4 separate regions of the Homo sapiens genome follow, and regions 1, 2 and 4 are each linked to region 3. A link is a contact called in ENCODE Hi-C or POLR2A ChIA-PET data. All regions are on one chromosome and are shown on one strand. Each heading gives the region's core, a stretch centred on a gene start or an enhancer-like site at or near the end of the contact. The rest is flanking DNA. Distances are from core to core; before and after follow the strand shown. Region 1 holds the start of TRIP10 (thyroid hormone receptor interactor 10). Region 2 overlaps VAV1 (vav guanine nucleotide exchange factor 1). Region 3 holds the start of GTF2F1 (general transcription factor IIF subunit 1). Region 4 has its middle 26 kb from the start of ADGRE1.

Region 1 (4,370 bases), core at 591-3,090, 350 kb after region 3:
TAACCAATTGTCATGGATCTGATATCCGGCCCTTAAAGCGGAATTTCTCCACCCACTCTTAACTGTCCGGGACTACATTACCCAGAATGCAGCGGGAGCAGACAAGGGCCACAAAGCATTAAATAAACTACCTTTCCCAGTATCCCCAAGGACGGACTTCCTCTTCTTGAGCCAGGGATGTGGCTCCCAGCCAGAGCTGAGGCTTTTGGTAAACACACGCATCTGTTCAGGCCTGACCTGTTTTCCTAATCTTCCTGGTCCACAGAGAGGCCTAAAGCTGGCCTCAGGTTAAAGTTTGACCCTAGGATGACCTATGACCCCAGGCTGAGACCCCAGCCTTAGGCTAAGCCTTTTATTCCAGAGTGAGGCAATTGGAGCCCCACCCCCAGATTCCAGGCTAGACCGGACTCCGGGCTGAACTCTGACCCCAGGTGAACTCCCTCTCTGCAAGTTGAGTCCTAACTTCAGCCTGAAACTCTGACACCCCCTCGTCCCCCACACCACACACTGAGGCTTAATCTCTGGTTTAGGCCACCGATCTGGACTAGCCCTGACTCCAGATTGGACCTGACCCCTTACCGGGTTGCTAATCCTTCTGGTTAAGCCTCTGGCCTCTATCCCCTATCCCCACGGTGGTGCTGACCTGGACTGAACCCCAATTCCAGTTTGAGTCTCTGAGCAGAGGTGAACTCAGAACTTTGCTAGGCTGAGCCCCCATTTGAGACTAGCCACAGAACTCACTGGGTTCAATTGCCCAACTGCAATCAGACATTTTCTAGCTCAGAAGCCACCAGCAGGTGGGGCCAGGTCTCAGCAGAGACATCAGTCCCAGTGTGGGCTCCCAAGGCTCTCCTCCTGGGCTCAGCTGTATCTCTCTGTTCTGGGAGCCTGGGTGCTCTGTGTAAGGGGAACGTATACCCAAGGGCCCCCCTGCAAGACGCCCAGCCTTGTCTGAGGCTGCAGAGAAAGCGCCAAAGCCCGGAGAGAATGGGAGTGGGAATCCCCAGTGCCTCCTCTCCTCTTTCATTCCAGCACCTCAAAGGGATTTACAAGGTGTGAACAGACTTTTATGGGAGAGGTGACAGACTTCCCTTCTCCAGGGCCCAGATGGCCCAGATGTCTGGGGGAGGGGCGGAGTCGGAATCTCAGGGGCAGTACTGAGAATGAAACCAGGTTAAACTGGAAAATGGGCAGATGCAGGCGCGAACTGGAAGGCAGCTGGGGAAAGGCCTGGGCCTGGCGCCCCAAGGACGGCCTGTCTTCAGTTTCCCAGCGGAGACTCTGGGGGAGGGAAGGCAGGATGCGGTGCGGGAGTTAATGGACCTGGCCTTGGCGAAGGCGCGTCCTGGGTTGGATCGAAACCCTCTCATCCGCCCTGTGGCCGGAGGGACCAGACCATTAGTGGGACGAACCTAGACGCCTGGAGCCGGGCCGGCTCGCAAGAACGGGGTGACCTCAGGTTGCCCCTGCAATGGGGTTGAGGAAGGACTTCTTGAGTTTGGGGTTTTAGTGTCTTGGCCCTTTAAGGAATAATTGCGGGGAAAGGGGAAAAGGAGATGGGAAGAACCGTTTGGAGCGGGGAAGGAAGATGAGAGGACGAGAGGGACCCCGGGGATTTGGAAAAAATGGGTGGGGGTTCTTTAAGGGGTCGGTCCAGCGGCGTCGAGTGGCAACGTTGCTTTAAAAGGGGGCGGAGCGTCCGTTGGGCCCCGCCCCCGAATCGCAGTGCTTGGGCTCCGCGCGGGTGGGGGCGTGGCAGAGCGTGCAGGGGGGCGGGGAAGAGTCTGGGGTGGGCGGGGCCGGGCGGGGCGGGGCGGGGCCAGGCGCACCGCCCTCGGCTGAGTCTCCCCGGGGAGGGCGGCGGGCGGCGGGCGGCGGGGACCGGGTGCGGTGGTGGCTGCGGCGGCGGCGGCGGGAGCAGCATGGATTGGGGCACTGAGCTGTGGGTAAGTCCAATCGGCCCGCCTCTAAGTTCCCCTTTGCTGGGGTCCAGGCACCCCCCTTTTGTCCCCAATGTATCTTAGAGGGGGCTCCGCGCCTTTCCCTTCCACCGACCCCTGGGTCCCCGCCCTCCACCCTCCGCTCTCTCTCGAAGTTTATCTGGGAGTCTCAGCACGCTCAGGGGCGAAGGGCGACTTTGCCGGACCGGAGTGGGGAAACTGAGGCACAGGGTTGCGAATGAGGCGGGCAGAAGGAATCCTGGGGCCAGGCCGGGGCGGCTGAGAGAGGTCACCTATTTTGGGCGCCCTGGCCGGGCAGGCGGCTTATCTTACGGCCCCTGGGTCCCTGCCCGTCGTCCGCCTGTCCGGCTAGGAGGGGGGAGGGGACCCTCTGGTCACCCTCATCCCCACCCACGTGGGACCTAGAAGTCCTGACCGCCCTTTCCCTCGCCTTTAATCAACACCTAGGGGCTGGGGACGCTCATGGAGGGGAAGGGGGATGCTAAGCTCGGCCTGATCCCCCTCCCTGGCTTCCCCCTGCTCACCCCAGGCCCAGGGCGGGACCGCCCCCTGGTCGCCTATAACCTCAGCCCTGGAAGCCCCAGAAATTTCCCCCTATCCTAGCCGGACCTCTGACCCCTCCCCTTGCTGGGGGCGGTGGAATCCCTGAGTTCTTAGTGCAGCGGGGGTAACCAGACTGCCACCCCCTCCTCCAATTCTGCGATTTCTTTTGGATGTGTAGTGGGGTCAGTGGGGTAAATTGAGTCACCCATCGGGGGATCCCTGGAAGCAGGGAGATTCAGGGAACCTGGTGCCTGCCCCCTGGCCACTCAGGGGCCCCCAGTCTGCCAGGAACCCTGCCCCTCTGGCCTTGACTCACGCCGGGCCGGCCGGATTTTCCGGAATCCGGGGGGATTAGGGGAGCCCGAGCTGGGGGAGTGGCCCTGTCCCCTTCCACGCCCCTCTTGGCGGTCCTATGTCGGAGACCTCCATCTCCCGGCCGGGGTGGCTGGGGCCTGGGCGCTGTTCTCCGGCCCTTCCCGGGAAGGGGAGGGGGTTCCCGCCAGTTTCCTGCCTCCCCCCGCGCCACGCCGGGGCGGCGCCGGGAAGCCACTCCTTCTAGGAGCGCAGAGCCTTGGCCCTCCCTGGGAGTCTGGTCGGCGGGCTGTGGGGTCCCAAAATCGTGACCCCGGCCCCTCTCCCCTCCTCCCCCACCATGTCCCATGTCAGGATCAGTTCGAGGTGCTCGAGCGCCACACGCAGTGGGGGCTGGACCTGTTGGACAGATATGTAAAGTTCGTGAAAGAACGCACCGAAGTGGAACAGGCTTACGCCAAACAACTGCGGTGAGACCCTGGGGTGGACGCTACGGAGGACGCGCCTGGGGCGACGGGGAGCGGTGGGAGGGCTGCGGGCTCAGCCCTCCTACCTCTGTCTCCCCTTAGGAGCCTGGTGAAAAAATATCTGCCCAAGAGACCTGCCAAGGATGATCCTGAGTCCAAGTAAGGTTGGAGAGGGGCTGCAGGGCTAGATTTGTGGGGAAAGGCGGTGCTTGGGTCTCACTTCCCCTCCCTCAGCTGGGACACCCCACCGCTCCTCTCACTTCCCCTTCTAGAGGTGAGAGCATGGATGCAAGATGCGGGATTATCTGGCTTGGAATCCTGAGTCCACTACTATGTAGAGAAATTGACTTGGGCTTGTGACTCAGGTTTTCTGCCACTATTTTCCTTAACTGTTAAATACAGAGGCCCCAGCAGTTACAAAACCAGTAACTTTGGGCAGATGACTTAAAGTTTTGCGCCTCTGTTTTCCTCATCTGTGAAATGGAATGATGACGATTCCTCCAGCTTTGTAGGGCTTTCATGAACACGAGCTGAGTGAATGTGTTTAAACAGTGTGCAGTCCATATCAAACGCCGTAAGGAGCATTTGACTTGGAATTGAGTCCCCAATTCCAAAATCCAAAAAAGCCCTGGAAATCAAGTTGTTTTGGTCACTTGTTTGGCAGCAATCTCTGACCTGAACTTTTTGTTAATTGTAGTTGTTTTGTTTTGTTTTTGACAGAGTTTCACTCTGTCCCCCAGGCTGGAGTGCAGTGGCGCCATCTCAGCTCACTGCAACTTCCGCCTCCCAGGTTCAAGCGATTCTCCTGCCTCAGCCTCCCTAGTAGCTGGGATTACAGTCACCTGCCACCATGCCCAGCTAATTTTTATATTTTTAGTAGAGACAGGGTTTCACCATGTTAGCCAGGCTGGTAATTGTAGTTTTGACTTTTATCCCACTTAGTGTGAATGTTAACACCTCTCATTGTAAAATTAAAAAAAAAAATAGGGTTGGGCACAGTGGCTCACACCTGTAATCCCACACATTGGGAGGGTGCGCAGGTGGATCACTTGAGGTCAGGAGTTCGAGAGCAGCCTGGTCAACATGG
Region 2 (5,352 bases), core at 660-3,159, 410 kb after region 3:
GTTGTACGGATGCACCCCAGTTTGTTTATCCATTCATCCCTTGATGGAGGTTTTTTTGTTTGTTTCGCTTTGTTTTTTTGAGATGGAGTCTCGCTCTGTCGCCCAGGCTGGAGTGCAGTGGCGCAATCTCGGCTCACTGCAACCTCCGCCTCCCAGGTTCAAGCGATTCTTCTGCCTCAGCCTCTCGAACAGCTGGGACTACAGGTGTGCGCCACCACGCCTGGCTAATTTTTTTGTATTTTTAGTAAAGACAGGGTTTCACCATGTTGACCAGGCTGGTCTCGAACTCCTGACCTCATAATCTGCCCACCTCGGCCTCCCAAAGTGCTGGGATTACAGGCGTGAGCCACCATGCCCGGCCTATACTTTAAGTTCTGGGATACATGTGCAGAACGTGCAGGTTTGTTACATAGGTATACACGTGCCATGGTGGTTTGCTGCATCCATCAACCCATCATCTACATTAGGTATTTCTCCGAATGCTATCCCTCTCCTAACCCCCAGCCCCCGACAGGCCCCAGTGTGTGATGTTCCCCTTGGTTGAGGTTTGAATTACTGATGGCACTTTTGGCTATCATGAATCAAGTTGCTAGCTGGATATGGTGGCACATGCCTGTAGTCCTAACTCTTTGGAAGGCTGAGGCAGGAGGATTGCTTGAGCCCAGGAATTTGAGACTGCAGTGAGCTGTGATTGGGCCAGGCTGCACTCCAGCCTGGGTGACAGACTGAGACTGTCTCAAAAAAAAAAAAAAAAAAAAAAGGAAAGAAAAGAAAACAGAATCAAGCTGCTATGAACATTCTGTACAAGTCTTTGTATGGACATGTGCTTTCATTTCTCTTGAGTAAATGCCTGGTAATGGAATATATCGTATGATAGGTGCATGCTTAATGTTTTAAGAAAACTTACCAGGCCAGTCACGGCGGCTCATGCCTGTCATTCCAGCACTTTGGGGAACTGAGGCGGGAGGATTGCTGGAGCCTAGGAGTTTGAGACCAACCTGACCGACATAGTGAGGCTCTGTTTCTTAATTTTTTTTTTTAATAAGAAGAAAATGTACCAACTTTTCTTCCTTTGTGCTGGAATTGCAAGGTAAAAAAATAATAGTAATAACAAGGAAAACGTACCAACTTTTCCAAAGTGGATCTGCCATGTGATGTTCCTGCCAGCTGCTCAGCATGCTTCTCTTCTTTGCTTCACTATCTGTCTCATTTTTTTTTTTTGAGATGGGGTCTTGCTCTGTTGCCCAGGCTGGAGTGCAGTGGCATGATCTCGGCTCACTGCAACCTCTGCCTCCTGGGTTCAAGCGATTCTCCTTCCTCTGCTTTCCAAGTAGCTGGGACTACAGGCGTGTTCCACCACACCCAGCTAATTTTGTATTTTTAGCAGAGACAGGTTTCACTATATGTTGGCCAGGCGCGTCTCAAACTCCTGACCTCAAGTGATCAACCCACCTCAGCGTCCCAAAGTGCTGGGATTACAGGCATGAGCCACCACACCCAGCTTCTTTTTTTTGTTTTGTTTTGTTTTTTGTTTTTTTGAGACATCCTCGGTCTGTTGCCCAGGCTGTGCAGTGGCGTGATCTCGGCTCACTGCCACCTCCGCCTCCTGGGTTCAAGCGATTCTCCTGCCTCAGCCTCCAGAGTAGCTGGGATTACAGGCGCCTGTCACCACGCCTGGCAAATTTTTGTGTGTGTGTGTGTGTGCAGTCGGGGTTTCACCATGTTGCCCAGGCTGGTCTTGAACCCCTGACCTCAAGTGATCCGCCCGCCTCAGCCTCCCAAAGTGCTGGGATTACAGGCGTGAGCCACCGCACCCAGCCGCTCACCATCTCTTTGTCGCCTGCATGGCACCATTCTCTCCTGTACCACCCCAAAGCCTTACCAGGTGCCTCCTGCATTTAACCAGGTCCCATAGCTCTCTGTGCTTCCCGGCACACCCTCTCACCACCCTCATCATCAATTATTCACCTTGCTGACTGCTTAGTGTTTGTCTCCTGGCTGGATTACATAAGCCCTGTAAGGGCAGAGCTCTGTTTGTCTTGATCACCATTAGGTTCTGGTGCTTGGCATACAGTAGGCATTCCACACATGCTTGCTGAATTAATGCATGACCGGGTCTGGGGTGCTGGGTTTCACACCAGGCTCTACCGCAAACATTGGGTCAAGTATTTTCATTCCCGACGTACAGATGAGTCAATTGAATCAACGGAAAGCAAAATGATCCCATCCAAGCTCCCTCAACTTGCCGGGCTGGTCTGGGAGTCGAACCAGATCTGCCTGACCCTCCCACCGGTGCTGAAAAGTGGAGTGTGTGCTGGGGTGGTAGGGGATGGGGCAGAAGAGAGACGGGCTTCCTCACAGAAGGGTTTGAGGGCTAGGATGAGGCGTGCACACTCTGCACCCCTGCTTCGGAGCTTTGAAAGGGTGCACAGCACACCCGCCCTCTCTGGGAACCCTCGGGAGCTTGAGGTTGCCTGATGAAGGGGCTGATGGGTTGAACGCAAAGGGCCCCTCCACCCACCCTTTTTTCTATCTCCCCAACCAAGCCCTGGTAACAGGCATTTCCGGTTTCCGGCCGGCTCCCTGGTGCTGGGGTGGGGGTGGGGAGTTGATTGCTGCCGTCGTGCTTGGCTCTGGGTCCCCTTCTCCCAGACCCCAGAGGCCTCTGTCCCTGCACACTGCTTCCCCGAAGGAGCGTGGAAAGCCAGCCGACCTTTCTGGCTCTTTCTTCATCTTGGGCAGGGGTTTTGTTGATGGGAGGCTGGCTGGCAAATGGGGAAGAATGAACCTCAGGGTTCACCGCAGTGCGCCTGGGTGCTGATTTGCATATGGGCACGATGCCAGCACAGTGGGTGCCCGCCTCTTCCTGGAGGAAGGAAGAGGGGCACTGAGGGGGGTTGCCCCCAGCAGGGAGGAACCGTCCTCATAATGCCTCTCCTACGTTTGTTTAAAGGACCATCATTCTCAGCAAACTATAGCAAGGACAAAAAACCAAACACCGCATGTTCTCACTTATAGGTGGGAATTGAACAATGAGAACACATGGGCACAGGAAGGGGAACATCACACACAGGGGACTGTTGTGGGGTCGGGGAAGTGGGGAGGGATAACATTAGGAGATATACCTAATGCTAAATGAGGAGTTAATGGGTGCAGCACACCAACATGACACATGTATACATATGTAACAAACCTGCACGTTGTGCACATGTACCCTAAAATTTAAAGTATAATAATAATAAAATTAAAAAAAATAAAGGACCTCCTGTCCTTTGCCACTTTCTCACACTCTTCAGGCGACCAGGAAGTCCTTTCTGGTGGTCTAACTGCAGTCACTGCTGCTGTCTGATGGAGCCCCTTTCTTTAGCTGGCCCCACCGCAGCCCGGAGAGGGGATGAATCATGCCCCCTTTCCCCTCTTTGAGGCATCACATGACTGGAAGGAAGCTGTCTCCGGGTTCAGCTGATCTCCCTGAGGTCAGGAGGGAACTTCCTCCCTCGAGCCACAGACACAGCCATCTGCTCTATTGTCTCTGGTGATCTGCCTGCCCATGAGCGCCCTCATTATGCCACTCTCTAAGAGGCACCAGGAGCAGCTTAGTGTGGTTCAAAGAGGCAGTGTTGTACAGAGGTTAGAGGCACAGACTTTGGGATCCAGTGCTGGTATCTGGTTCTCCATTCCTATCTGTGTGGTCCGGGATGGGCAGTATCCCCTCTCTGAGCCTCAGTTGTTTCCTCTGTCAAAGGGAGATTTATTCATTCGACAGATTTTATTGAGCATCTACTATGTGTCAGACATGGTACTAGGTATTGAGGTCCTCTATTTACCCAAAGGAGTTGAACATTTATGTCCACACAAAAACTTACACTCAAGTCTTTGTAGCGGCTTTATTCATGATTGCTGAAACTGGGAGGCAACAAATTGTCCTTCGGTAGATGAATGCGATGTAGGGCAAGGCAAGCCCTAAATTGGGGCTCAGCCTGGGACGGTTCTTTGTTTTGCCCAGGAAAGAATTCCAGGGCGAGCTGGAGGTGTTAGACAGTAGCTTTTACTGAAGTGAAAGTGCATAGCGGCAGTTGCAGAAGTCCTGCTCCTCGCAGAGCAGGGCTACCCCACAGGCTGTGAGCCCGGAGTAATCAGGGTTGCAGTCATCTTTGTACCCACTTTAATTATATGCAAATTAAAGGGCAGATTATGCAAATTTCTAGGAAAAGGGTGGTAACTTCTGGGTTGTCGGGTCATTGCCTTGGGAAAGGAGTAGTAGCTGCTGGTGTTACCATCACAATGGCAAACTGCCATGGCACACTGGTGGGCATGTCTTATGGAAAGGTGCTTCTGCTCCAGCCCTGTTTTAGCTAGTCCTCAATTTGGTCCGTTGTCTGAGCCCCACCTCCAGAGTCAAGTTCCACCTACTTCCTCGTATGGATAAATAAGCTGTGGTGCATCCAGACAATGGAATATTATTATTATTATTAGAGATGGACTTTTGCCCTTGTTGTCCAGGCTAGAGTGCAATGGTGTGGTCTCGGCTCACTGCAACCTCTGCTTCCCAGGTCCAAGCTGTTCTCCTGCCTCAGCCTCCTGAGTAGCTGGGTTTACTGGCACCTGCCACCACACCTGGCTAATTTTTGTATTTTTAGTAGAGATGGGATTTCACCATGTTGGCCAGGCTGGCCTCAAACTCCTGACCTCAGGTGATCCAGCCACGTCGGCCTCCCAAAGTGCTGAGATTACAGGTGTGAGCCACTGCTCCCAGCGCAGACAATGGAATATTATTCAGCACTGAAGAGAGATGAGATGAGCTCTCAAGCCATGAAGAGACACGCAGGAACCCCAAATGCATATTACTAAGTGAAAGAAGCCAGTCCCAAAAGGCTACATACTATATGATACCAGCTATGTGATGTTTCAGAAAAGGCAAAACTGTAGAAGCAGTAAAAAGATCAGTAGTTGTCAGAGGTTAGTGGAAAGGGGGTATGGATAGGCAGAGCATGGAAGCTTTCCACGGCAGTGAAAATACTCTCTATGACACTATAATAGTGGATACCCATCATCATACATGTGTCCAAATCCAGAGAATGTGACGCACGGCAGGCAAGCCCCAAAGTGGGGCTTAGCCTGTGAGGCTTCTTGGTTTCACCCAAGAAGCCTCACAGGCTAAGGAAAGAATTCAAGGGTGATTCCAGTGGTAGGGTAGACGAAAACAGCTTTATTGCCGTGGCAGTGTTACAGCTCCATGACTGCTCTTGCAGGGCTACCCCACAGGCTGAGAGTAGCAGCTCAGGGCAGTTTGGCGGTCCTATTTATATTTATTTATTTATTTATTTAGAGACAGAGTCTTGCTCTGTCGCC
Region 3 (4,907 bases), core at 1,816-4,315:
AGAACTTTGGGAGGCCAAGGCAGAAGGATCACTTGAGCTCAGGAGTTTAAGACCAGCCTGGCATCAGAATGGCTTGAACCTGGGAGGCGGAGGTTGCAGTGAGCCGAGATCATGCCACTGCACTCCAGCCTGGGTGATAGAGTGACACTCTGTCTTAAGAAAAAAAAGGCCAGGCGCGGTGGCTCACGCCTGTAATCCCAGCACTTCGGGAGGCCAAGGCAGGTGGATCACGAGGTCAGGAGATTGAGACCATCCTGGCTAACACGGTGAAACCCCGTCTCTACTAAAAATACAAAAAATAAGCCGGGCATGATGGCAGGCGCCTATAATCCCAGCTACTTGGGAGGCTGAGGCAGGAGAATGGCGTGAACCCGGGAGGCGGAGCTTGCAGTGAGCCGAGATCCTGGCGCTGCACTCCAGTCTGGGCGACAAAGCAAGACTCAGTCCCCAAAAAAAAAAAAAAAAAAAAAAAAGACCAGCCTGGGCAACATAGTGAGATCCTATATCTATTTCCTAAAAATAAAAAGGCTGGGCATGGTGGAAGGCTGAGGCGGGTGGATCACTTGAGGTCAGGAGTTCAAGACCAGCCTGACCAACATGGCGAAACTTCGTCTCTACTAAAAATACAAAAATTAGCTAGGCGTGGTGGTGGGCGCCTGTAATCCCAGCTACTTGGGAGGCTGAGGCAGGAGAATGGCTTGAACCTGGGAGGTGGAGGTTGCAGTGAGCCCAGGTCGCGCCACTGCACTCCAGCCTGGATGACAAGAGACTCCATCACAAAAAAATAAAATAAAATAAATAAAAAGAAACTCATTGTGCAACACTTGCTGACATTAAGGCACCAAAATCTCTACAAATTAACAATTTATCGTGACCTACATGGCTAATGTGATCCGAATTACCCTTAAGCTCTTGATTTAAGGTCCATATATACCATTTCCAAAACACTCTAGAATCAGCCACATCTCATAACCTCCACTGCCTCCAGTGCCCTGCCAGGACTCACCTAGACCAGTCCAGTTGCTTCTACCTTGGTCTCCGTTTATTTGCCCTCAAACCCACAGTTTGTCTCCCCATAGCAGCCAGATCACACACACTACAACTTCCCAATTGAAGATGCTTTAATGGCTCCCAAAGTCCTTTCTAGAGCCTCTGATGGCAGGGGCTCTGGGAAAGCCCCCAGCCCAGTCCCCTCCCTTGCCCAGATAAACCATGGCCAAAAATGTCCAACAGTGGGCACAGCTTCTAAATGTTCTCCTTTAAGGAGAGGCCTCTGGTGGGCCTACCAAACCTAACTTACAGGGACACCCAGGAGCTAGGCCTGGGCCTTTGCCATTTCCGTTTTTTTTTTTTTTTTTTTTTTTTTTTTTTTGAGGCAGGGTCTTGCTCTGTTATCCAGGCTGGAGTGCAGTCGTACAATCATAGCTCACTGCAGCCTTGAACCCCTGGGCTCAAGCGATCCTCCTACCTCAGCCTCCTATGTAGGACTACAGACCCACGCTATCAGCCCCAACTAACTTTTTAATTTTTTTGTAGAGTTGGGGTCTTGCTATTGTATTGCCCAGGCTGGTCTCAAACTCCTGGCCTTAAGCAAGCTTCCTGCCTCAGCCTCCCAAAGTGCTGGGATTACAGGTGTGAACTACTGCACCCAACCCTTTGTCATCTATCTTTTCTTCACTTGGAGAAAAGTGAGAAAATTAAGACTTAGTGACTATGACAGTTAAGCAACTATCACAACCACCAAGGTCAGGGTCAAGTTCTCTCACCACCCCAGCCCCTGACCCCCAGGACTCAGAGACTTACCTGATTCCACGTAGCAAAGTTGACTTTGTCGGCTGCATTAAAAGCCATGATGTTATATTTTTTGGTTGTATTCCTGGAGTGGATGAGAAGAGGTAGTGTCAATCCAATACAGCAATTCAATCATTAATTTAATCAGTCAATGCTATTGAACCATTAATTCAATCAACCACCCAACTGGATCGTTAATTCAATCAAATCATTACTTTAATTCAATCACTCAATTCAATTGAACCATTAATTCAATTCAATCATTCCATTCAATTGAATCATTAATTCAATTCAATTCACTCAACAAACCCACCCAGCTTCATTCAGCCTGTTTTGCCTGGCAACACTGGATACGGAAGACTCCAAGGATTCCCAGTCTGCCAGAGAAGCTAGACCCATCCTCTCCTGACCCCAGGCAGAAGAAGAGCAGATGGAGGGACGAAGATTTGGGGGAACCCAAGATGTGGAGATTATTGTGAACTCAGCCTTGGGGAGGAGGGAGGACAGGCAGGGAGTATTTCCTGGAGGAGGAAGATACTGGAGTTGAGTTTTGCAGAATCATCAAGAATTCACCCAGCAGAGTCACAGTTTAGGGGTTGAGGGGAGGCACTCATGGCAGAGGAACAGGATGTACAAAGGCCTGGAAAGGAAAGACAGCCTGACCACTTTGAAACAGGACGAGGAATATGTCCTTACAGCTGGCCTGGGCATCATGGGACCATATACTCCTCGAAGGTTAGGCCAGGGGGCTGGATCACCGTGTATTAATGCACTCATTCATTCATTCGTTCAAAAAAGCAGTGTTGTCCCCAGAGAAGCCTCAGCTTAATCCCAGCCCTGCCCTCCAAGTCTCTCCCGGTCTGGAGGGAGAACCACAGACAGGGCCAGAAATGGCTGGCTAAGAAGATCGTGAAGGTTTTCATTTTTGGGGGGTGGAGAGGAGTGGGAGATGGGGCTGGGGACTTACTTAGGAACTCGAACGACGTATTCAGTGACATTCTGGCTGCTAGGGCCCTGCGGAAAGAGGAAGCGGTGAGTGAGGGGTCGCCGAGGTCGCCGTCGGAACCCCCGAACCCCGCCAAATCCACACTCACTAGGGCCGCCATGGGCAATGGTCAGTGGTTCCGATCTGGTCCGACCCGGGTTCCTTTCGTCTCCTCTGGCGTGCGCGTCCCTCGATCCCGGGGAAGCCGCCGCTCGGTGTCGGGTCTCTGTGCCTGAGCGAGGACCCCAACCCTAGGCGCCTCTGGCGCTGGGAAAAGGTAACCGGAAGAGGCGCTCAAGCTACTCGGTCTACGCTTCTGCGGCCGCCTAACCCGGAAGCGAAACCCTCGAGCAGCCGCGTCGCGATGGCAACCTTCTTAGCGACTGTGGCCACCTCAGTGCGCAGTCACTTATGCTCCTCGGCGGCTATGGTCACCTCAAAAGGTCCACCGCGGTCCCTTTTTAGACTCAGCAAACCTAGGCCGAGTCTGAGATAAACTAACGGGCCTCTGTCGCTGGCGCTCTTGTATATAACGCGGTTAACTTCATCAAATGGGGGACCGCCCTCTCTCGTGACGTCAGCACCCAAGGACCGTGGGGCATCCTGGGTGGGAAGAGGGAGACGAATCCCCCTTGCGGGCTCCCAGGCACTTTGCGCATGCGCCTTGCCGCTCTGGACCTGGGGGGCCCAGAAGGCCGCGTCACCATAGCAACCGAGGCCTACTCGGGTCGGGTCGAACCGCCGCTTGGCTCCCCATGGGTCTGTTTGGGGTTCATTTCCTCCCCCTACCCCGAAGGGGTGGACCCCGTCATTCCCGCAAAATGACCGGGGCGGGGACCCTTGTGACGTTGAGCCGAGCCAGGAGGGGTCAGAGCCTGGGCGGGGTCGGGGCGCGACCACCCCAAGAGCTGCTGGCCGGATGGGTCTTTGCAAGTCCAAGCTGCCCGAGATGGGCAGGGCTCTGAGGCCCCAGGAGAAGGGTAACGTCGCGGGGGCGGCTGGCTGGCTTCCTGGGGGGAAGGGAAGGAAGCTGCCGAGAACAGGAGGGAGATGCAGGATCCCCTACCCCGTTCCAGGCATGCACACATCCCCCGAATCATGGCAGTAACACAACTGCGCATGCTCACGGCGCAACCATTCATTGCTCCACTTCGCAAATACTCCAGCACCTCCTGGGTTCGGGGCCCCGCAAGGTGAATCTGTCAAACCAGCTCCCCACGGAGGATTACAGTGTCCTCTCGAGGGTTACAGTGTCGTGGAAGAGACAGAGTCACAGCATGGGAATCTACAACCCAGGAAGGAGCAGGAGAAGCACAGCGGGGCTCTGAGGGCTCAGAGAAGAGGGGAGGTTTCAGTTGGGCACTGAGGGATGCATAGGAGTTGGCTAAGCAAAGGGAAGGCGGGCAAGACACAAAAGTTGGGCCATGAACTACAGACACCGTCGATGTGTCTGTTTTCATTTATTTCTCATCCACCACTAAATGTCAGGAACCGCCAACCCCTAGGAATATAGGAATGAGGGAGGCAGAAATAGTCCTTGCCCTCATGGAGTGTCTGGCTTGGGGGAGACAAGAACGAGTAAACGGCTGGGCACGGTGGCTCATGCCTGTAATCCCAGCACTTTGGGAGGCCGAGGCGGGCGGATCACCTGAGGTTGAGAGTTCGAGACCAGCCTGACCAACGTGGAGAAACCCCGTCTCTACTAAAAATACAAGATTAGCCGGGCGTGGTAGCACATGCCTGTAATCCCAGCTACTCGGGAGGCTGAGACAGGAGAATCGCTTGAACCTGGGAGGCAGAGGTTGTGGTGAGCCGAGATCGCGCCATTGCCCTCCAGTCTGGGCAACAAGAGCGAAACTCCGTCTCAAAAAAAAAAAAAAAAAAAAAAGAAGGAAAAGAAGGAAAAAAAAAGAACGAGTAAACAGAGAAGATCATGACAGACTGTGGCCATTGCTGTGGAGGAAATAGGTGTCTCAGACAAGGAGTGATGGGGGGAAGCTCTAGATGGAGGCTAGAGAAGGCCAGATGGAAGTTGTGGCCAGAAGGAACTGGGGCAGGCAGGGATTTTCCAAGCAGAGGAAACAGCAAGGGAGAAGTGAGTTTCAAATTCAAAGAACTGAAGCCCCCTGGG
Region 4 (5,591 bases), core at 2,575-5,074, 470 kb after region 3:
CAGTAAAATATACATTACATGAAATTTATTTTCTTAAGCTTTTTTTTTTTCTTTTTTTTTTGAGACGGTGTCTTGCTCTGTCACCCAGGCTGGAGTGCAGTGGTGCGGTCTCAGCTCACTGCAAGCTCTGCCTCCTGGGTTCACGCCATTCTCCTGCTTCAGCCTCCCGAGTAGCTGGGACTACAGGCGCCTGCCACCACACCCGGCTAATTTTTTGTATTTTTAGTAGAGACGGGGTTTTGCCTTGTTAGCCAGGATGGTCTCGATCTCCTGACCTCGTGATGCACCCGCCTCGGCCTCCCAAAGTGCTGGGATTACAGGTATGAGCCACCACGCCTGGCATTTTTTTTTTTTTTTTTTTTGAGATGGTGTCTTGCTCTGTCACCCAGGCTGGAGTACAGTGGCGCAATCTCGGCTCACTGAAACCTCCGCCTCCTGGGTTCAAGTGATTCTCCTACCTCAGCCTCCCAAGTAGCTGGGATTACAGGCACCCGCCACCACACCCGGCTCATTTTTGTAGTTTTAGTAGAAACGGGGTTTCCCCATGTTGGCCAAGATGGTCTCGATCTTCTGACCTTGTGATCGACCAGCCTCGGCCTCCCAAAGTGCTGGGATTATAGGCGTGAGCCACTGCGCCCAGCCCTTAGACTTTTAATGCTCATAAACTAAGATTCAGGATCTCCAAGGAAGATTTTGAAGTTCAAAAGCCAGGGAGGCTGAGGGCAGAGGATTGCTTCAGGCCAGGAGCTCGAGACCAGCCTGCACAAAATAGTAAGATCTTCCTCTCTACAAAAAAAAAAAATAAATAAAAAAATAAAAAAAATAAAAAAATTAGCTCTGCATGGTGGCACACAACTGTAGTCCCAGCTACTCAGGAGGCTGAGGTGGGAGGATTGCTTGAGCCCAGGAGGTGGAGGCTGTGGTGAACTATGATTGCACCACTGCACTCCAGCCTAGGCAACAGAGTGAGACCTCATCTCTAAAAACCAACCAGGCCAGTCACAGTGGCTCACGCCTATAATCCCAGCACTTTGGGAGGCCGAGGCGGGCAGATCACTTGAGGTCAGGAGTTTGAGACCAGCCTGGCCAACATGGTGAAATCTCATCTCTACTAAAAATACAAAAATTAGCCGGGCGTGGTGGCAGGTACCTGTAATCCCAGCTACTTGGGAGGCTGAGATAAGAGAATCACTTGAACCTGGGAGGGGGACGTTGCAGTGAGATGAGACTGCACCGCTGCACTCCAGCCTGGGTGACAGAGCAAAACTCCATCTCAAACAAAAACAAAAACAAAGAACAAAAAACAAAACAAAGCAAAGAAACAACCAAGTAACCAACTGACCAACAAAAGCCAGGGAGTTGCTTTTTGGGTAAATCTGCAGGCTGCTAGCATAACCCTTAGGAGGCAAAAAGATGGGCTGGCCTAAGCTGACAGGGCTGGGGAAGGATCATGGGCTATAAATTAATTTGGGAAAAAGTAGTTCATACTTCCAAATATATTACCCTACCATACTACTAACAGAGGCACCTCCCGTGTCAAGTATTCAGTGTTGTCTGGCGCCATGAAAGTAAGCACTTCCTACACAGTATCTAGATTAATCTCACAGCCAGCTTCGTGGTATTTTATCTTATTTTATTATTTATTAATTTATTTTTGAGATGGAGTCTAGCTCTGTCGCCAGGCTGCAGTGCAGTGGTGCAATCTTGGCTCACTGCAACCTCCACCTCCCAAGTTCAAGCGATTCTCCTGCCTCAGCCTCCCGAGTAGCTGGGATTACAGACACACGCCGCCACACCCAGCTAACAGTTGTATTTTTAGTAGAGACACAGGGGTTTCGCCATGTTGGCCAGGATGGTCTCGATCTTCTGACCTCGTGATCTGCCCACCTCAGCCTCCCAGAGTGCTGGGATTACAGGCGTGAGCCAACTGCAACCGGCCGGGTTTCTTTTTGTTGTTGTTGTTTTTTTTGTTTTTGAGACGGAGCCTTGCTCTGTCGCCCAGGCTGGAGGGCAGTGGCGCGATCTCGGCTCACTGCAAGCTCCGCCTCCCGGGTTCACGCCATTCTCCTGCCTCAGCCTCTCGAGTAGCTGGGACTACAGGTGCCCGCCACCACGCCCGGCTAATTTTTTGCATTTTTAGTAGAGATGGGGTTTCATCGTGTTAGTCAGGATGGTCTTGATCTCCTCGCCTTGTGATCCGCCCGCCTCGGCCTCCCAAAGTGCTGGGATTACAGACGTGAGCCACTGGGCCTGGCCAGTTTTTATTTTTATATGAAATAGAGCATAGTGGTCAGGGCTCCAAGAGATTCTAAGGTCCTCTGTGCCCCTGTGAAATTAGCTATAAAGTTTTGGGAAAGACTTCGCCTCTCTGAACCAGAGAAAGATAAAATCAGCTCGCCACAGGCAGAGAGTCGGTATGCACCTAAGCACAGAACCACGCTCTTAACCGTCACTCTAGTGCCGGGTGGGGATCTTGGTATATCCTAGCTCTCTCTGCAACCCCAGGTAAGCCAACGCCTAGATGGTACCTGCACACACCTGGCCAGGTGCAGGATATAGCCTCTGAAGCCTGGAGTGAAGTGTTTTTCATGTTTGAGGAACCATGAATCTAGAAATGGGTGTTGGAGGAAGCAATGCAGTCACAAGGGATCAGGAACTAGGACGGGGGGTTTCTGCCCCTCCCGTGACTCCCCCAGAGTCACACCATGAACCTACCTATGGCCTAAGGTGGCTACCTGGGCTGTCTAGTTCAGGGTGTTGGTGAGGTTGAGGTCATGGACTTGTTCTTGGAGTTCCTGGGTGGCCCTCACCTTCAGCCCCAGGCTGTGTGAATGACTCAGGCGCAGACCTGCCTGAAAAGCACGTATAATCCAGTAGGGGACTTAACAATCAACCAGGCAATTATAACACAGAGTTGATGAATTTCATAAGGAACACAGGTGGCTGTGGGAGCAAATACAGATCTAACCCAGGCTTGAGTAGGGGAGGATGGTCAGGGAGGGCTTCCTGGAGGAGGAAACATCTAAGGTGGCAACTGTATAATCAGCTGGATGGAGTCACCTAGAAAATAAATGAGGGGACAGCCTAGCACGGTGGTCCATGTCTGTAATCCCGGCACTTGGGGAGGCCGAGGCGGCGGATCACTTGAGGTCAGGAGTTCGAGACCAGACTGGGCAACATGGTGAAACCCCCATCTCTACTAAAAATACAAAAATTAGCCGGTGTGGTGGCAGGTGCCTGTAATCCCAGCTACTCGGGAGGCTGAGGTAGGAGAATCACTTGAACCTGGGAGGCAGAGATTGCAGTGAGCTGAGATTGCACCACTGCACCCCAGCCTGGACGACAGAGTGAGACTCAATAATAATAATAATAAATAATGAAGGGAAAGTTTTTTAGGGAGAGGGGCAAATGATAGTGATCCTGGTAGGTTCTGGAAACTTCAAGGGGCTCATTTTGCTTGGAGAGGGAGGAAAGTGGGGGTGGGGTGGGTGAAAAGTTGTTGGGAGACCGGGCGTGGTGGCTCATGCCTATAATCCTAGCACTTTGGGAGGCCGAGGCAGGTGGATCACTTGAGCTCAGGAGTTCGAAACCAGCCTGGCCAACATGGTGAATGTACAACGGACAGCCCCCAATACAGACAGACAGACACACACACACACACACACACACACTCACTCACTCCTACCCCCAGCCCTAAGAATTTACAAACACTGATAAAGACAAATGAAATCAGCGGATATAGACTTCAAACGCCGTCAGACAGACACCCACTAGATCAAACAGGGACATTCCTAAACATCACACAGACACATCGCCAGGCAGTCCCACCGCAGACAGCCACAAATTAAAGCCGCGCTTGCCCCCTGATGGACAGCAGCAGTAGTGCGCCACCTCGATAGCGCAATCTCCCAGAGCGCTGGCATTGCAGGCGTGAGCCAACGTCCGCAGCCAAACACGTTCATATTGTTGAGAAGGCAGAGAAATACAAAGTAGGTGGAAGGGTCTCCACCTACAGCTGTTTTCTGTGGTCTGAGGATTCTTCCCACGTCTTTAATTTCTAGTGCTTTCTAGGGGTCTCAACTTGAACTATTTAATATTTTCTGGAAGAGAAACATTTTTTGTGGGGGGGGCGGGTGGGGGTGGGACCGAGTCTCGCTCTTGTCTCCCAGGCTGGAGCACAGTGGCGCGATCTTGGCTCACTGCAACCTCCGCCTCCCAGGTTCAAGCGATTTTCCTGCCTCAGCCTCCCGAGTAGCTGAGATTACAGCGCCCAGCTAATTTTTGTATTTTTAGTAGAGATGGGGTTTCACCATGTTGGCCAGGCTGGTCTCGAACTCCTAACCTCAGGTGATTCGCCCGCGTCGGCTTCCCAAAGTGCTGGGATTACAGGCGTGAGCCACCGCGCCCGGCCCAGAGGAACTTTTTTTTTTTTTTTCCAGAGGAACATTTTTTATCCAAAGGAATGACTCCCTAATGGTGGAATTCCAGGCAATGAAGTGAGGCGCGAGGCAGATTGTCACATAGGGAGCTGTCATATTTCATGGGTACCATTCACGCAAGGCGGGACTTGTTCTTAGGCAGCCAACACTTCCGCATTGTCCTGGCATTTGAGCCGCGGAACCAAGTTCCGCGTATCTTGCCCATTGTAACCCCACAGCACCAATTTGAAGCTATGTAGTGCCCTCTGGTGGCCTTCGGTGATTTGGCTTCAGTGTCTCAAACTCTCTGATTAGACTGTTTCCAAAGAGAAGGCTGTTAGGGGGCCTCAGAAGTCAGGTTTGGATGTTTGAGCTCTAAGCTGCAGGATTTGGGGAGCCGTGGTGTGGGGGTGATTTATTTATTTATTTTTGAGAAAGAGTCTCACTCTGTCGCCCAGGCTGGAGGGCAATGGTGTGATCTTGGCTCACTGCAACCTCCACCTCCCAGGTTCAAGTGATTCTCCTCCCTCAGCCTCCCGAGTAGCTGGGACTACAAGAGCCCGACACCACGCCCAGCTAATTTTTGTATTTTCTTTTGAGTAGAGACGGGGTTTCACCATGTTGGCCAGGCTGGTCTCGAACTCCTGACCTCAGGTTATCCACCTGCCTTGGCTTTCCAAAGTGCTGGGATTACAGGTGTGAACCATGCCTGGCCGGAGTGGGGATGATTCAAACAGTGGATATTCGCATAGAATGTGCCCATTCCTATGGTGTAAATAGTCCCACCGCATCTGATTTCTTTTTTCTTCTTTTTTTTTTGTTTTTTGTTTTTTTGTTTTTGAGATAGAGTCTTGCTCTGTTGCCCAGGCTGGAATGCAGTGGCACAATCTCAGCTCACTGCAACCTCCACCTCCTGGGTTCCAAGCAGTTCTCCCTGCCTCCGCTGCCTGAGTAGCTCGATTACAAGTGCCCACCACCAAGCCCAGCTAACTTTTGTATTTTTAGTAGAGATGGGGTTTGGCTGTTTGCCAGGCTGGTCTTGAACTCCCGACCTCAGATGATTTGCCCGCCTCGGCCTCTTACAGTGCTGGGATTACAGGTGTGGGCCACCGCACCTGGCCCACAGCTGATTTCAAGTCATCATAAGTATCCTCACTTTCCTTGCCTCCAGTC

The links. Hi-C counts contacts between places; a loop is a spot of excess contacts on that map. ChIA-PET counts read pairs that join two places held with the same protein, here RNA polymerase II (POLR2A). Pooled maps may share reads with other maps.
Region 1: a map of CD8-positive, alpha-beta T cell shows a loop between it and region 3 (23-fold over the local background). The contact joins the promoter of TRIP10 here to the promoter of GTF2F1 in region 3. A Hi-C loop is called at or near these places in 2 of 168 maps with a recorded cell type or tissue (CD8-positive, alpha-beta T cell and naive thymus-derived CD4-positive, alpha-beta T cell), 11 of 37 single-sample maps with no recorded cell type and 20 of 50 pooled maps. POLR2A ChIA-PET finds 5 or more read pairs at or near these places in 2 of 52 experiments (H1 and activated CD4-positive, alpha-beta memory T cell).
Region 2: a loop to region 3 is called in a pooled map, with 15 times the contacts of the local background. The contact joins the enhancer-like site here to the promoter of GTF2F1 in region 3. A Hi-C loop is called at or near these places in 1 of 37 single-sample maps with no recorded cell type and 6 of 50 pooled maps. POLR2A ChIA-PET finds 5 or more read pairs at or near these places in 2 of 52 experiments (B cell and GM10248).
Region 4: a map of endothelial cell of umbilical vein shows a loop between it and region 3 (15-fold over the local background). The contact joins the enhancer-like site here to the promoter of GTF2F1 in region 3. A Hi-C loop is called at or near these places in 1 of 168 maps with a recorded cell type or tissue (endothelial cell of umbilical vein), 11 of 37 single-sample maps with no recorded cell type and 13 of 50 pooled maps. POLR2A ChIA-PET finds 5 or more read pairs at or near these places in 1 of 52 experiments (activated CD4-positive, alpha-beta T cell).

Annotation. Positions count from the first base shown.
Region 1 is chr19:6,737,840-6,742,209 of GRCh38, forward strand. It overlaps TRIP10 (thyroid hormone receptor interactor 10), which reads left to right and starts at 1,841. Exons shown (of 15, transcript NM_001288962.2): 1 at 1,841-1,946; 2 at 3,171-3,286; 3 at 3,386-3,442. The coding sequence starts at 1,923. RefSeq lists enhancers at 206-265, 398-1,166, 1,246-1,335, 1,356-1,485, 1,935-2,702 and silencers at 1,686-1,965, 2,006-2,095.
Region 2 is chr19:6,799,107-6,804,458 of GRCh38, forward strand. All of the region lies in intron 1 of VAV1 (vav guanine nucleotide exchange factor 1), which reads left to right. Among named protein-coding and RNA genes, the nearest start is that of VAV1, 29 kb to the left of the region's middle. RefSeq lists enhancers at 2,606-3,126, 2,917-2,986, 3,869-4,088. Within about 2 kb of position 1,910, at least 27 of the 41 ENCODE cell types and tissues checked have a DNase peak (open chromatin) inside an H3K27ac peak, as active enhancers do; they include B cell, where a contact is called at or near this core.
Region 3 is chr19:6,390,099-6,395,005 of GRCh38, forward strand. It overlaps GTF2F1 (general transcription factor IIF subunit 1), which reads right to left and starts at 3,066. Exons shown (of 13, transcript NM_002096.3): 1 at 2,886-3,066; 2 at 2,759-2,805; 3 at 1,804-1,876. The coding sequence starts at 2,897. It overlaps MIR6790 (microRNA 6790), which reads right to left and starts at 2,885; the gene lies at 2,823-2,885. It also overlaps the pseudogene LOC390877.
Region 4 is chr19:6,859,072-6,864,662 of GRCh38, forward strand. No RefSeq gene overlaps it. Among named protein-coding and RNA genes, the nearest start is that of ADGRE1, 26 kb to the right of the region's middle. RefSeq lists an enhancer at 3,933-4,072. Within about 2 kb of position 3,825, at least 14 of the 41 ENCODE cell types and tissues checked have a DNase peak (open chromatin) inside an H3K27ac peak, as active enhancers do.